2 separate regions of the Homo sapiens genome follow, and region 1 is linked to region 2. Evidence: read pairs that join two places in POLR2A ChIA-PET (ENCODE). Cell type or tissue: PC-3. All regions are shown on one strand. Links, peaks and the distances in the headings refer to the core of each region. The heading gives the core; the rest is flanking DNA. Region 1 overlaps PRPF39 (pre-mRNA processing factor 39). Region 2 overlaps TOGARAM1 (TOG array regulator of axonemal microtubules 1).

What was found. ChIA-PET counts read pairs that join two places held together with the same protein. Peaks named below come from ENCODE experiments on the same cell type or tissue, not always from the same donor. Only the 100,000 strongest peaks of a DNase experiment are listed, where the experiment ranks them.
Region 1: POLR2A ChIA-PET joins it to region 2 with 42 read pairs; 5 of 35 experiments call an interaction of 5 or more read pairs at or near these places.

What each region holds. Positions count from the first base shown.
Region 1 is chr14:45,092,728-45,101,473 of GRCh38, forward strand. PRPF39 (pre-mRNA processing factor 39) reads left to right here. Exons shown (of 14, transcript NM_017922.4): 2 at 2,494-2,836; 3 at 3,376-3,501; 4 at 4,160-4,278. The coding sequence starts at 2,513. Among named protein-coding and RNA genes, the nearest start is that of PRPF39, 13 kb to the left of the region's middle. In PC-3, for the core only: no CTCF peak of the experiment used is centred there; a DNase peak (open chromatin) is centred at 3,694.
Region 2 is chr14:44,989,526-44,998,271 of GRCh38, forward strand. TOGARAM1 (TOG array regulator of axonemal microtubules 1) reads left to right here. Exons shown (of 20, transcript NM_001308120.2): 2 at 6,221-6,377. Among named protein-coding and RNA genes, the nearest start is that of TOGARAM1, 32 kb to the left of the region's middle. RefSeq lists an enhancer at 341-460. In PC-3, for the core only: no CTCF peak of the experiment used is centred there; no DNase peak of the experiment used is centred there.

The DNA of each region.
Region 1 (8,746 bases), core at 405-8,404, 100 kb after region 2:
AACTTGGTAGAAGTATAACTTTCTTGGCCCTTCCCTAGACCTCAGAATCATTGTAGTCGGTAAGGAATCTATATTAGTTTTAAACAGCTTACTAGTTGACTTGTTTGGAGCCAGATTTGCAAATTTCTGCATAGACGGTAGTGAAACTCAGATTTTTATAGTATGGTAGTCATAAAATTGTTAAAAAAAAAATGTATCCAGTCAACTTATAGCTGGCTTTTTAAAAAAATAACAAAAAACTTCTCCCCCCATTCAGTTAAGTAATTGCAGATAGGCAAAAAGAATAAAGCACACATCTCTCTTTTGTATGGAGAACAATTGTTAACACCAGCTGCCAGTTTTGTATTTTATTTTATTTGGTGTAAATCCTTACAAATCTGTGAGTGCATGTGTGTATGCATATATATGTATTTAAAAAATCTATAATGGATATTTTTCTGTATCAATACAGATGTACATATTTCCTTTTTAATTCTTATTATTCCATTATATATGATTTATTTTTTTTTTTTTGAGACGGAATCTCACTGTATTGCCCAGGCTGGAGTGCAGTGGCACGATCTTGGCTCACTGCAACCTTCACCTCCCGGGTTCAAGTGATACTCCTGCCTCAGCCTCCCGAGTAGCTGGAACTACAGACGTGTGCCACCACACCCTGCTAATTTTTTGTATTTTTAGTAGAGATGGGGTTTCACCATGTTGGACAGGCTGGTCTTGAACTCCTGACCTCAGGTGGTCTACCCTCCTCGGCCTCCCAAAGTGCTGGGATTACGGGCATGAGCCACCGTGCCTGGCCGAGTATACTATTTATTAAAGCAGTCTTTTTCTTTTCTTTTTTTTTTTTTGAGACGGAGTTTCACTCTTGTTGCCCAGGCTGGAGTGCAATGGCATGATCTCGGCTCACTGTACCCTCCTCCTCCCAGGTTCAAGAGAGTCTCCTGCCTCAGCCTCCTGAGTAGCTGGGATTACAGGCATGTGCCACCACGCCCGGCTAATTTGGTATTTTTAGTAGAGACAGGGTTTCTCCTTGTTGGTGAGGCTGGTCTCGAACTCCCAACCTCAGGTGATCCGCCTGCCTCAGCCTCCCAAAGTGCTGGGATTACAGGCATGAGCCACCACGCCCGGCCAAAGCAGTCTTTTTCTTAATACACCCTCCAGTTTTGCTGTACAACAGTGCTGGTAATGAATGCCCTTAAACAAATACATGTTTTTTCTGATTATTTCCATAGTATAAAATATGTACAGTTGCTATTTGGTACACTCATTATTTTGATTTATGTCTTTATTAGTAAAGATATAGGTCTTTTTTATGTTTATTGGTCATTTGCATTTCTTCCTTTGCATTATTGTCTTTAAAGTTTTAGTCATCTTTTTAATTAACTACTATTAATATATTAAGTAGTAGTATATTCTAAGTATATTTTAAGAGTAAATCAGTTTTATGGTCTGCTTAATTTTGAGAATAATTCCTCATTTTAAAAAAAATGAGACATGCCCTATAATTTAATGATTTGGTTTCCATTTAAGCTGTTAGTGGAAGAGATGAAGGTAATTATGAAAATATAATGTGGTATTACCTTAAAGGGGTAATTGCTTATTACCTTATAGCCTTAAAAATTAGATGACATAATTTTAAGTATATTATGTAGTTATTATCCAGACTGTAAGCCTTTCTCAAATATGTTTTTTAGAGGTAGGGTCGTGCTCTGTTGCCCAGGCTGGAGTATCGTAGCAGGGTCAATGCTTACAGCAGCCTTGAACTTCTGGGCTCAGGTGATCCTCCTGCCACAGCATCTCCTGAGTAGCTGGGACTGCAGCTGTGTGCCACCATGCCTGGCCCCTTAAATGTGTTTTAAGTAACATTTATTCACTTTAAAAATTACTGTTTAATTTTTTAAAGCCATAATTTATATCTTATATAATAAAGTTGAAACCTAGCTGTCAGGATTTATAAATCGTAAGTATATAGATATATTTAAGCAATATGATTTTATCTTTTCTAAAACTTTATCCTGAGCCAAGTGATGAGCTTCCTTTTGAAATGTTTATACCCATGACCAGAATTTTTGTCAGTTTTACTTTTAGCCTCCAGAACAGTTGTTAAAGATATGCCGTTTTCCAGTGATTGATAGCAAGGTAACATTCAGGCACCGAATCAGATTCTTACCTAAATAAGAAACATTGAATTTTAAATAGTATTTCTTCATTGGGTAGCAGGCAGTGTACTTATTTGTTGTTTGAATGAGGTAACAAATCCACAGTTATTTGGTTTTCATTCAAATACCAACAACAAAATGGCAGTTTTGTGAAGAATTTATAATTTTATTTACAATATAAAAACTAATGAACCTTCTGATTCTGACTTGTAGGGGATTAAGACTCACATTAATATTTCTTTAATAGCTAAATTAGGGCTTTTTAAAAGGTGTTGTTGAGGCCAAATAATTTTATTGGCATTTGGAAGATATTTCTCTTTTTTTCGTGTTTCCACAGATCGTTAACTGAAGACAATATGCAAAATTCTCACATGGATGAATACAGAAATTCTAGTAATGGCAGCACAGGCAACAGTTCAGAGGTAGTGGTAGAACATCCTACTGATTTCAGTACTGAGATTATGAACGTTACAGAAATGGAACAGTCACCTGATGACTCTCCCAATGTGAATGCATCTACAGAAGAAACTGAAATGGCAAGTGCTGTGGACCTTCCAGTGACGCTGACAGAAACAGAAGCAAATTTCCCTCCAGAATATGAAAAATTTTGGAAAACTGTAGAAAATAATCCTCAGGATTTTACAGGCTGGGTATATTTGCTTCAATATGTAGAACAGGAGGTTAGTAACTATTAAAATGGTATCAGAAGGGACAAATTAATCAAGTCATTAATTTATAATGAAACAGTAGACCTTATTGTTTATGATTAAAATTGACTCATAATTTTCAAATGAAGTTGAATAACATTAGGTAGCTACATTTTTAGCTTTGAAAATAGCTTACAGCTTTTGTATGTTGTAGAGAGTCAGTAGTGTCAAAGCTTAATGTTTTGTAATAATTGAGGTGTAAATGTGTGTGTAAAATTGCTGAAATAAAAAGTTGGCAAAATTAGTTCCTTCTGTTTCAATTGCGTTTAGAAGAAAAAGGGGGCTGCTGCCTGTGTAGGTTTTTTTTTTTTTTTTTTTTAAGTGAAAGCAAGTTTATTAAGAAAGTAAAGGAATAAAAGAAGGGCTGCTCCATCGGCAGAGCAGCCTGCATGTGGAGTTTTTAAGCCTGCCATTTATTATTATTTTTTTAGATAATAACGTTTGAAAGGAATAATAAATATTTTTTTGACAGAAATTTCCACAATATTTAAATACTGTTTTATTTTTATCAGAATCACTTGATGGCTGCCAGGAAGGCATTTGACAGATTTTTCATACACTATCCGTATTGCTATGGTTACTGGAAAAAGTATGCAGACCTTGAAAAGCGGCACGACAACATTAAACCATCAGATGAGGTGCGTACATCACTGAATAAACTTATCTCCAATAGGTACTGTAAGCCAATTAATAACAAAACAAAGATTTTTTTTTTTTTTTTTTTTTGGCTGGCAGTACCTACCATTTATGGTCAAACAATTTTTATAGGGTATTTATTTGCATTTGTCACTCTTGTGGCATTTGTAGCTAATATTTTCTCTCTTTGTTGGCAGGTGCGTTAAACCTCTACAGTTTGTCAAGCTTTGCAGTGCAAGCCTCTGTATTACACTGCAGCTTAACAAGTAGGGCAGGGCTTTTCTCTCACTTACATTTATTTCTCATTTTCCAAACAATATAGTTGGTTTGCTAGTCACATTTGCTACGTCTTATTGCATTTTTGGTCAGACGCTGTCATTGATGCTCTAATGGGTCTGTGCCCTATGGTCTGTAACCCAAAGCCTGCCCACACAACCCGGTCAGAATGCAGGGACTGCTGCGCTTTGAAGATCAAGACTCTGCACGTGGGGATCAGAACATTGCCATGTTCTATCCAACCTCCACCCAAATGGTAATGGTAGATTATTTAAACAAAATTCCAGTAATTAGTATTTCTAAGGTTCACCGGATAACACAGTGTTGCCTCTCTGTTAAGAAATAATTAAATATTTGAAGTACAGTTTGCTGTTTTCTTCTTAGGTTTATCGGCGGGGGCTTCAGGCAATACCTCTTAGTGTTGACCTTTGGATACATTATATAAACTTCTTAAAAGAAACATTGGACCCTGGTGATCCTGAGACAAACAATACAATAAGAGGGTATGTGGAACATTGATACTGAAATGTTTTTTATGATATAAATAATTATTCTGATGTTGATAATAGAGCTCATGAAAGCTAAGCTGGAAGTTTAACTTCTATTCCATTGTTAAAAAAATGATACATGTAATAAACTTAAGCTTTATGATTTGAAAATGCAGATAATAAAGCCCTCCTACAGTCCATGCCTCTTATGTCCCCAATTCCACTCCTCAAGGTTAATAGCTTGGTGTGTGTTCTTTCAGATATATGTATAAGTACATGTTTATGCGTATGCTTTCATACTGCTCTTTGACTTTTTTTTTTTAATAATGTTTGGGAATCTCTTCCTGCCATATTTTTTAACAATTACAAAAAGTATTTTATAATACTTTATAAAAAGTATCTTATAAGCCAAAGTACTCTATTTCACCAAATCCTTATTTATAGGAAATAATCAGTGCTACAGTGAACATCTCTGTACAAGTCAATATTTTTTGTAGAATGCACTAGAAATGGAACTTCTGTCAAAGGGAACACACAGCTCAGTTTTATCAAATGTTCCTTCAAAAATGGTATCGATTCTAAACTCCCACAGTGTATGAAAATAATCATTTTCCCACAGCTGTGCCACATTTTTTGTTTGTTTTACCTCCAGTGGCATCTCTTTTAATTTGTTTATGTCTTGATTGCTCATCCTGGTTTACCATGTTCTCATATGCTTATATAAGCCATTTTTTAAATTACCTGTTGATATTATTTGCTCATTTTTCTATTACATTATCTTTTTCTTGATTACAGTAGTTTGCTAATGTACTTGTTTTTGGTTTTCAAAAAAAAGCATGTGCATATTGCTTAAGAAGTTAGCTAATGTTAAACTGCTTGTAACAAAAAGTACCACCTCCACCTCCCTTCAAATATTTTAGCTCTTTCTTCTGGTATTTTCCACCATGTGTTTAACAGTAGATCTATGTTGCTTTCTTTCTTTCTCTGTTAGCTGTAGACATTATGTATCTGTTACGGTAAGTGAGAATTTTAACCCACTTACACTTTGTTTTCTCATTCCTTATCTTTCCAATATAGCTACAGAATAGGTTTCAATAATCAGCTTCAGTATTTTTTTTTAATCATTGTAAATCCATAAATAAGGATGGGCACAGTGGCTTATACCTGTAATCCCAGCACTTTGGGAGGCTGAAGTGGGAGGAGCGCTTGAGCCTGGGAGGTTGAGGCTGCAGTGAGCTGTGATTGCACCACTGCACTCTAGCCTGAGTGACAGAGTGAGACCTTGTCTCAAAAACAAAAAACATTAGCTGGGCATGGTGGCGCATGCCTGTAGTTCTAGCTACTCGGGAGGCTGAGGCAAGAGAATCGCTTGAACCTGGGAGGTGGAGGTTGCAGTGAGCCAAGATCGATCGTGCCACTGCACTCCAGCCTGGATGACAGAGCAAGACCCTGTCTCAAAAAAAAAAAAAAAAGAGAGAGAGATCAAAAACCTATAAATATTTTTCATCATACTGTCTTTTCATTTTATAACCTTTTTGGTTTTTAATTGCTCCTCCCCTGCCCCTCATTTTTCCCGTTTGTCTAATTTTCTTTGAACATTTAAGGTTTTTTCATACTCTCCAGCAGCTTTGTAGAAGGCTTTAAATATAGCTTTCTATACAATCAGATCTGTTAAAAAATGTGTAAGTCCCATTTTTTCCTCTCCTTTGAGCTGTCTCCTGGAAACCTTCCTACTATAATCTGGACTGGTCTTCTAGTTCTGCTGTACAAGAGTTGTCTTGGGATTTTCTTATCATCATGGTTCTAGGAGATGTCTTTACCTCACTTCTGGGTGAGTTTATTATTAGATCTCACTCTTTTCTTGATTTCATGTCCAACTTTTAGAAGAGTGTGTCCTATAACTTCTTGTTAAAGGATGCTTGGATGAAAAAATAATTTTAAGGTTTGGTAAGCTGTAGAATTTGGAGTTGAAAATTATTTTCTCCATAGAGCTTTGAAGGCATTATTTATTCCTTTATAGCTTCTGCTATTGCTTTTGAGAAGTCCAATACCATTCTTGCAGAATAGATTCTCTTTCTATAATGTGTTTTTCCTCTGTGGAAGCTGTTAGGATGTTCTCTTTGGGTCTGATGTAAATGAAGTTTTATAAAAATGAGCTTTGATGTGGATTTTCTTTTTCTTATTGTGATTATTGGGTGATTGGGTGAGTCTTTTCATTCTGAGATTCTAATGTCCTTCTATTCTTAGAAATGTTATTATTATGGATATTCTTATTTTGACAGTTTCCTTGCCTTGATTTTCTCTGTTGTTTTTAATAGTTGGATGTTGGACCTCTTCTTTTAATTACTGAGTTTTTCTTTTCTTCTTCCTATTTTTCATATCTTAGACTTTGTCTGGCTTTTTGAGGTATTTCCTTGACCCTTGTATTGGATTTTTAACATCTTCCATCAGATTATTATTATTTTTTTTTTTGAGACAGAGTCTCCCTCTCTCCCCCAGGGTGGAGTGCAGTGGCTCGATCTCGGCTCACTGCAAGCTCCACCTCCTGGGTTCACGCCATTCTTCTGCACCAGCCTCCTGAGTAGCTGGGACTACAGGCACCTGCCACCACGCCTGACTAATTTTTTGTATTTTTAGTAGAGACAGGGTTTCACCGTGTTAGCCAGGATGATCTGCATCTCCTGACCTCGTGATCCGCCCGTCTTGGCCTCCCAAAGTGCTGGGATTACAGGCGTGAGCCACCACGCCCGGCCCAGATTCTTAATATCCAAGAATCTTTCTTGTTCTCTGAGTGTTCCTTTTTTTATACTCTCCAATTCTTGTTTCATGGCTGCATATCTTTTTGTTATTTCTTTGATGATACTAAGGATAGTTGAGATTTTCCTCTGTTCCCAGGACGGTTTCCTCTCAAATTTTTCTGTTTACCCATTTTCATCTCTGAGATATGTGATCTCTGGATTTTTGTTCCTATTACAGATTAGATATTAACAAGCTATATGAGCCAGGCACAGTGGATCACTTGAGGTCAGGAGTTCGAGACCAGTCTGGCCAACATGGTGAAACCCTGTCTCTACTTAAAATACAAAAAAATTAGCTGGGCATGCTGGCAGGAGTCTGTAATCCCAGCTTCTCAGGAGGCTGAGGTAGGAGAATTGCTTGAACCTGGAAGGCAGAAGTTGCAGTTAGCTGAGATCGTGACATTGCACTCCAGCCTGGGTGACAGAGCGAGACCCTGTCTCAAAAACAAACAAACAAACAAACAAACAAACAAAACAAAACACAAGCATATGGAAGCACTGTGTGTTTTGTATGGGGCATTGTCAGTTGGCCTATGGTGTTTCACAGTAGTGTAATCATGTGGCCACTCTTTTTGCTGGTGGATTCCCAGTGATAGTAACCTTATATCTTATTCCTGAGCCAAGCAGTTTGTTTAGAAAAGGATAATTTTATTTACTTGGGGAATGGACACCTAGCTTCTGAAATCCCCATAGCTGGGCGGGAAAGTTGAAGATTTCTCACGATTCATTAAGTATACCTTCTTCTAAACGTTCTGTCTTCATTTCATTACCTTCTTGTCTTCTTCCCCTTTTCTCCATACTTTTTTCAGTGTCTGGTTAATTTTCTGAATCATTTGGGGTTCTGTAGGGACAGTAACATCTATTTTATTCTTTTGAAAACCTTACACCAAATATGCACATGCATGCATGCACAGACACACATGCTCTTCAATCTTTTATTTCTATATTAAACATATTTCCTCCAATGTTGGTATGTTTTTAACTTTGTTTATGGTGTCTTTTATCATATGGAGTTTTATTTTTCCTTAATGTGCTTCTGTTTTAATTCTTACTGGTTCCTGAGTTTTGTGCCTATTTTACCAAAAATATATAAATCCTGTATTTTGTTCTAACTTTTCTATAGTTTTTTGCTTATTCATTTATCTGAATTTAATTTCTATCTGTCGTGAGATAGACATTAGCCTTTTATATACTCCCACTGTTGAATTAAAGTATCTCCTATATCATACACCAAATACTCACACACATTGATCTCTTTTTTGTTTTCTTGGCTCTGTACTGTTCATCCATTTTTCTGTTACCTGGCCAGTGCCAAACGTGTAATTACTATAGCTTCCTAGTTTCTTATATTATCTTTCAGGAAAATGCCTGCTGCATTATCCTTTTACAAAGTCATTTTGCATTTTTGTATTCTAGATGAATAGTAGAATTTGATTTTTTCTTGTTCCACTAAACATTTTTTAGCGCTTTATTGAAATTGTGTTAAAATTGTGGTTTAACTTAGGGGAGTGTAGTTTTATACTTTTTAAAAATCTCTCTTGATTCTAAGATACTTATCTTGAAAGTATGTATCTAAAAGCTTTATCCCATTGGAGTATTAAATCCAGTGATTAAAATTGCTTACAGAAATCTCTTGACATGACTAGGTATTTTAAAATACTTTGTAACAAACTTTTTTTTTTTCT
Region 2 (8,746 bases), core at 516-8,515:
AAGGAGCAGCCTATATCAGTACATTAAAAAAAAAAAACTGTATTAGTCCATTCTCATACTACTATAAAGAATCAGCATTTTGTTCAAAACCACAAGTCTCTAGGAAGTTCCAGGCTTTTCCACATCTTCCTGTTTTCTTCTGAGCCCTCCAGACTGTTCTAGCCTCTGCCTGTTACCCAGTTCCAAAGTCACTTCCACATTTTCAAGTGTCTTTATAGCAGTACCTCACTACCTCAGTACCAATAAACTATAATAGTCCATTCTTACACTGCTATAAAGAACTGCCCAAGACTGGGTAATTTATAAAGAAAAGAAGTTTAATTGACTCACAGTTTTGCATGGCTGGGGAGGCCTCAGGAAACTTACAATCATAGTGGAAGGAGAAGAGGCACATCTTACATGGCAGCAGGTGAGAGAGAGCGAATATGTGAAAGAGGAACTGTCAGACACTTGTAAGACCATCAGGCCTCATGAGAATTCACTATCATGAGAACAGCATGGGGGACATGGTCCCCATGATCCAGTCACCTCCCACCAAGTCTCTCCCTTGATATGTGGGGATTATGAGGATTACAATTCAAGACAAGATTTGGGTAGGGACACAAAGTTTAACCATATCATAAACATAAATGAAAAGACAATAAGGAAAGCAGATTCTAGATTCCCTGCCAGGTGCCACCTGACTATACTATCATCCAGCAGAAATCACCAAATAGACCGTAAAATCAAAACCCAGTTTCACCCACTGCTGCCGTCTGTGTGAACACAATTGTCCATGTGCTCAGTCAGAATCAGCCTTTGCCAAGAATATAGTTGCACACATATCTTTGTGTATTATATTGTGGCACATGAGCCACATTGCTCAGTCACTTATATGAGGAAAGTTTAACTGAGAACTCAAGACTCTAGGTCTCAGAAAGGATGCACTTTCAGGCCACATGTTTAACTCTCCTGTTTGGACTCAGAGGGACAATATATTAGTGAAATCTACAGAAATAAATGTCAAACAAAGAATCAGAGACATTTAGTTGGTTATTTCACACACTAGTTATTTTGCATGCAGTTTGCAATATTTTTTCCTCTCTTTGATCAGTCCTGGTTCTTCCTTGATTCAGCTGATTACCTTACTTTTAGCATGTATGAAAACAAACTGCACACAAAATAGCTAAATAGTCTGTATTTTGTTTGCACATTTTATGGGTGTGGTTAGCTGACGGCTACAGAGAGTTCAGTGTGGGTATTCTCCCTTTGTGTAGGCAGTTTACAGATATTTTAAAAAAAACACTTTGGGTTTTTTTCTTTTGTTTTTGAGATGGGGTCTTACTGTGTTGCCCAGGTCGGTCTTGGACTTGGGCTCAAGTGACCCTCCCACCTCAGCCTCCCAAAATGCAGGGATTACAGGTGTGAGCCACTACACCCAGCTGAGGCTTTTTTTTTTTTTTTTTTTTTTTGGAGACAAGGTCTCACTCTGTCTTCCAAGCTAGAGTGCTGTGGCACAGTTATGGCTCACTGCAGCCTCGACCCCCAGGCTCAAGTGATCCTCCCACCTCAGCCTCCTAAGTTACTGGGACTACCGGAATGCAACACCAGGCCTGGTTAATTTTTTATTTTTTGTAGAGATGGGGTCTTGCCATGTTGCCCAGGCTGGTCTCAAACTCCTGAGCTCAAATAATCCTCCCACCTCCACCTCTCAAAGTGCTGAGATTAAAAGCATGAGCCACTGCACTCAGCCTTAGTTTTTTGTTTTTGTTTTTTTTTTATTTTAGCTATGTAGCATATGTGACAGTCTTTCTAAAGTCTGCCAGTCTCCTTCTGTCAGCACTGCTACCTTAAGCCATGTAGGTACCATTTCCCTCATTGGAATTTTTTCCTTATCAATCTGAGAAAAGCCTGGGGAGCAATCTGAATGTTCCATCAAAGGAGAGTGGCACATCTAGTCAATGGAATATTAGGCAGCCATTAAAGATAATTTATGTCCTTGGACTCAATAGTTCCGTTTTTAGGACTTTTATACTATAGGAATATAATACACAAAGATATGTGTGTAACAATGTTCACTGCAAGATTGTAATAGTGAAAAGTCGTGGCAAAGAAAATGTCCATCAGTAAGGAACTATGAGTCTAAAATAAACAGATATGTATTGTCTTACATGGAAGGATGTCTACATATTTACTCTGTGCCAGAGTATCATGTGATTTATTTTTGTTTTTTTTTTAAAATAGCTTATTGAAGAATGTTTACATATAGAAAAAGACCTGTTAACAGGATTTATCAGTAGGATTCTACTGAGAAGGGTCCCAAAGAATAATTTAAGTTTATATCTTATTTCTATAGTTTGCATTTTTTAAATTTAATTTTTCTTTTGATAACTTTGGTATTTTTTATATTTTTTACAATAAGCAATTATTATTTTTGTAATTAAAGTTTATAGCCAGGCATGGTGGTGTGATCCTATAGTCCCAGATACTTTGGTAGCTGAAGTGGCAAAACCCTTGAGCCCATGAGTTCTAGGCCAGCCAAGAGAACATAGTGAGACCCTGTCTGTTAAAAAAAAAAAAAAAAAAAAAAAAAAAAACCAAACCAAAAAAAAAACACCAAAAAGTATAGCACTTATAAGGGGTTTTAACAGCATGGGAAGTACTTTTATTATAATGTAAAGTGCAAAAATCAGGATATAAAGTTTACATATAGTATCACAGCTATTTTTTCTAAAGTGTACATAGGAAAATAATTTGAAAGACAAATACAGTGATGTTTACAGAAGGTAACTGTGGTTAATGGGAATAAACTTGTTTAATGCCCAGCATTAAGGGGCAAGGGTGGAGTCTGGGTGAAACCAGAAAGAACTGGTAAAAGGTGAAAGGTTCAAAAACTGGAGGTCAAGATAAAGTTTAGTACAAGTTCAGTAAAGCCAGGAGTATAGGTGATTTCTGAGAGAATTAGATATTAAAAGGTCTTTTTCTGGTAATTTTTTGCTACCAAAATAGAATTAAAACTATTTTTGAGATGCTTTAATACTCCCTGCCAAAAGCTGCAATAGGATGCATTAGGTCAGAGGATTAAACAAGAGTAAATTTTTGTAATCTTTTTTTTTTTTTTTTTTTTTTTTTGAGATGAGTCTCCCTCTGCCTCCCAGGCTGGAGTGCAGTGGCGCGATCCTGGCTCACTGCAAGCTCCGCCTCCTGGCTTCACGCCATTCTCCTGTCTCAGCCTCCCGAGTAGCTGGGACTACAGGCGCCTGCCACCACGCCCGACTAATTTTTGTATTTTTTAGTAGAGACGGGTTTTCACCGTGTTAGCCAGGATGGTCTCGATCTCCTGACCTCGTGATCTGCCTGCCTGGGCCTCCCAAAGTGCTGGGATTACAGGCGTGAGCCACCATGCCCGGCCTAATTTTTGCAATCTTTTTATGAAAAATATGCAGGGATTCAAATAGAAAGACTAAGAGATAATAGGCTGTGTGTAGTGGCTCACGCCTGTAATCTCAGCACTTTGAGAGGCCAAGGTAGGCAGATCATTTGAGCTTGACGGTTCGAGCTCAGCCTGGGTAACATGGCAAAAAATAAAAAAATAAAGTAAAATAAAATAAAGATAAATAAAATAAAAATAAAATTAGCTGGGTGTGGTGGCACATGCCTATAGTCCCAGCTACTTGGGAGGCTGAGGTGGGAAAATCACCTGAGATGGGGAAGGTCGGCTGCAGTGAGCCATGATCATGCCACTGCATTCCAGCCTGAGCAACAGAGTGAGAACCTGTCTCAAAAACAAAAACAAAAACAAAAACAAAAACAAAAAAAGATTGAAACAGTAAATAACACTATGTAAATTTCCAACCATTATTAATATTAAATGTGAAACTTGCTTTTTTATAATGTTTTAATTTACTATAACTCTAAGGAATTAAATAAATTTTTAGGTATTAACTGCAAAGGTTGAAAATTCAGTTCCATGTTCCTGAGAGTCATCAATCAGGTGCTTTAAATAGACTGCTTCACATTTTGTAACGTTAACTCACAACTCTTTCAAAATTTATGAATTCTATTTTCTTTTACTCTAAACCACTTTTTCTTCGTTCATTGTTTCGTCCCATCAAAACTTACCCTAATGAAAATCTTTTACTTTTAAGAGAGACCTAAAGAGGACTTTCATGTTAATTGGTATGTCCTATAGTCTGCTTTCAGATGCACAATCTTCTATAGCAAAACTTAATCTCTGCCTGACTGCTGAAGATTTCTGAAAATGCCACATTCACATATGCACACACCACCACCCTCATCAACATTACCACCTCCACCAGTTGTTGTATGTATCTGGCCTATATACTAATATCTGTTTGCTAAACAGAAATTAATCACAAAGTAAATCTAACATAAAATGTATTCCATACTGTAGAATTATTTCTGGATTACTCACTATGTTAGCTGTATTAATACATCATCTTTTAATATATCTAATCAGAAGTTGACTATAATTGGTTTTGTTTTTATTCCATTATATCCTTTTGATACTGACTACTGTATAATCAATCATGGACGTTAACTGGGTTTTGAGACAGTAAAGTCAATCCTTTTTTATTACGGCATTCTTCTGTTTTTTTTGAGGCAGAGTCTCACTCTGTTGCCCAGCCTGGAGTGCAGTGGCATGATCTTGGCTCACCGCAACCTCTGTCTCCTGGGTTCAAGCAGTTCTCCTGCCTCAGCCTCTGTCTCAGCCTCCCGAGTAGCTAGGACTACAGGTGTAGGCTACCATGCCTGGCTAATTTTTGTATTTTTACTATGGATGGGGTTTCACCATGTTAGCCAGGCTGGTCTTGAACTCTTGACCTCAAGTGACCCACCCACCTTGGCCTCTCAAAGTGCTGGGATTATAGGCATGAGCCATCATGCCCAGCTGAGGGCATTCTTTTTTTTGAGACAGGGTCTCAGTCAGTCACTCAGGCTGGAGTGCAGTGGCACAATATCAGCCCACTGCAGCCTCTACCTTTCAGGTTCAAGTAATCCTCCTACCTCAGCCTCCCGATTAGTTGGGACGACAGGCACATGCCACCATGCCTGGCTAATTTTTGTATTTTTTGTAGAGATGGGATTTCACTATGTTGCCAAGGCTGATCTTGAATTCCTGGGCCCAAGTGATCCACCTGCCTCTGCCTTCCAAAGTGCTGTGATTACAGGTGTGAGCTACTGCACGTGGCCTCATCTGGGCATTCTTAATTTTGTTACTTATCATTTCTGGGTTAGTTTTTGAAGGAGGTAATAGGTTTTTCACAAAATTTGATAATAAATAACGTGTACCTGAGGCATAATAGACTTACCTTTAATTTTATTTTGCCATTTGATAATTGGCAAAGTTTACAAAGAAATATACTGACAAGGTTTTTAGTTCACCACATCTAGATTTGATTGTGTCTATGAGCTCCAAATAAATATATAGGAAGCATAATTTCCTGTCAATGCATTCAGTTTTTTTAAAGTTTTATAGTCATGTTGAATGTGAAGTGATCCGGGACAATTGAGGTCATCATTGTTGAAGAATTTTGAACATTTGATTCATGCTCTCATTTAGTTCTTTAACTGATTATGTGCAACTTCAAAATTGTATCCTGGCACCTTTGTTCCTTAACTATCATATGGGGTTTATGAGAAAGGACTTGGAAACTATGAAGTACTATACATATATAAAGTATTATTTACTGGTTTTAACTAAGAGACCTAGTGTAAGAAAATACCCTAAGGGAACTATGACATAGGTTGCCATGTTATTTACATTGACATTTAGGCTGCAGAATATGGATAATAGATTTGCCTCAGTAAGAACAGTGTAGTAGAATGCTTGCTTGTTCAGTGACCTTCAACTGGCACTTATTGTCTAGTACTCAAACAAAGATAGCATAGTTTGAGGGGTTACGCTGCTCCGTCAGATCATTGTTTTTGTCATTTGTATTCTCTCCTTCCTTGTTGCCAGAGTCTGCTGTAGGATGGTAAGGAACAGTAAAGGGTTGGGGTGAAGTAGTAAGAAAAAACAATTAGCATTTCTCTTCTGGAATGAAAAGTACTGTTGGTGTACCCGACTAAATATGGATGTTTATCTGTATCATTATATATTTGATAAATTAAAATTTATTCTAACCTGAATTTCATAATTGGATCTAAGTTATTTTGTCATATTTATTACCAGGAAGAATTAACACAAATTTGCTAATTTATGATTCTGTTCTTATAGTTTTCAACATATGATTTCATCCCATCTGCAAAATTAAAGCTTTCTCAAGGAATGCCAGTCAATGATGATTTATGTTTTAGCAGAAAAAGAGTATCAAGAAACTTATTTCAGAATAGTCGGGATTTTAACCCAGATTGTCTTCCTTTATGTGCTGCTGGTAAGTACAAGTTGCTGATGATGGTCATGTTGAACTAACAGACTTCTCTTAACTTCATAGTGCATTCAATGACTCATAGAACTTTAATCTAGTAGGCAGTTCAGATTCAATAAGTTATTTATTGAAGATCTGATAAGAATGGACACTTAGACATTATTATCTCATAAAACCCTGGAGGGTTTCTCACTGAAATCGTTTAAGTATTAATATAGGGCAATATTTGCTTAATACATCACCCATATTTATTAAGGTGCTTTTCTAAGTCCTGGAGGTCTGCCTAATAGAGCTTGCATTCTACTTAGGAACGAGAACAGACATTAAATAAATACAAGACATAGTAAGTTATCTGGTGATAAATGCTATGAAGGAAAACAAAGCGAAAGAAGGCCATATTCAGGAAAGAATATTTGAAGCAAACCACTGTATATCAGGAGAAGAGAATAAATAGTTTCAGGAAGAGGGAACAGTCAGCACAAGTAACTAAGAGAGAAGTGTGTGGGGAACATGTTTGAGAAATACCAAAGAGACCAGTATGTCTGGAATGAAATAAGAGAGGGGAAAATAAGTAGAAAATTAAAGACATAATAGGGGTGCTTATTTAAGGCCTAGTGGACTTATAAGTGAACTTTACTTTTTACTCTGAATGAGGAGCATTTTGAAGAAAGAATTGACATCACTTGTTTCCAGGCTCATTTTGGATTTTATTTTTAAAATAGATGAAAGTGTATTAGTCTGTTTTCACACTGCCATAAAGACATACCTGAGACTGGGTAATTTATGAAGAAAAGAGGTTTAATTGGCTCATGGTTCTATGGGCTGCACAGGCTTCTGCTTCTGGGGAAACCTCAAGAAATTTACAATCATGGCGTAAGGCGAAGGTGAAACAAGCACGTCTTACATGGTGGGAGCAAGGGGAAGAGAGTGAAGAGGAAGTACAACACGCTTTTAACGATCAGATCTTGTGAGAACTCTATCATGAGAACAGCTCCAAAAGGAGAAATCTGCCACATGATCCAGTCACCTCCCACCAGGCCTCACCTACCTCCAACATTGGGGATTACCAATTCGACATGAGATTTGGGTGGGGACACAAAGCCAAACTGTATCAGAGAGCAAGGTCAAAAACAGGAAGACTGATTAAGAATCTGTTGTAGTAATCGTGGCTAGAGTTGATGGAGGCTTTAACCAGGATAGCAAGAATGTGGTAAGAAGTGATTGGATTCTGGCTTGGCGCGGTGGCTCACGCCTGTAATCCCAGCACTTTGGGGGCCAATGCAGGCAGATCACGCAGTCAAGAGACTGAGACCATCCTTGCCAACATGGTGAAACCCCGTCTCTACTAAAAATACAAAAATTAGCTGGACGTGTTGGTGCATGCCTGTAATCCCAACTACTCGAGAGGCTGAGGCAGGAGAATCTCTTCAACCCGGGAGGCAGAGGTTGCAGTGAGTCAAGATCGCACCACTGCACTCCAGCCTGGCAACAAAGCAAGACTCCATCTCAAAAAAAAAAAAAAAAAAAAAAAAAAAAGGTGATTGGATTCTGATTATATGTCAGCGGTAAAGTTGATATAGTTTGCTGGTAGATTGGGTATAGAATGTGAGAAAGAAGTGTCAATAATGCTGTAAGGATTTTTGGCCAGAGCAACTGAGAACATGGACTAAGTGTTACAAAAGTAAATATTACGGTACTTTAGAGGAAATGGTCATTGTCATTGACCATAACATTTAGAAGAAAAAGGAGAGCATAGGAAGAAACTGCCTTTGTGGATATTCTTCAACATACCCATCTTTATAAATGACCATATCATTTAGAAAGAGGTTGAGGCCGGGCGCTGTGTCTCATGCCGAGATCACACCACTACACTCCAGTCTGGGCTACAAGAGTGAGACTCCGTCTCAAAAAAAAAAAAGAAGAAGAAGAAAGAGGTTGAGGAGGTTGAGCTTGAGTTCTAAATGATAGTTTAGGATTTCAAGATATAGCACCCAGGTAATAAGAAAAATTGTAGTGTGTTGACAAAGTGATACCTATTAGAAGGGAAAATGGTTTAGAAGGTAAAGATTTGACTATGTTATAGATTTAAAAATGTATTTAACATCTAAATGATAACAGTTTTCAAAATTTGTTGGGTTTGATTTTAGATATATTATTCAGTAAACATTGTTCCCTAGGAGAATTTATAGACCTTTATGCAGTGAAATTCTATAGTATTTTCATACAAAAATGAAGTGGCATAATGACTGCATAGTTTATTTTATTGTTTAATAGAGAAGGAGAAATGCAAGAATATGTCCAGTTATGTTTGTGGCAGTTTTGATTTTGATTTTGATTTCTCTGTACCATTGAGGAGCTCATTTCCTAATTGTACA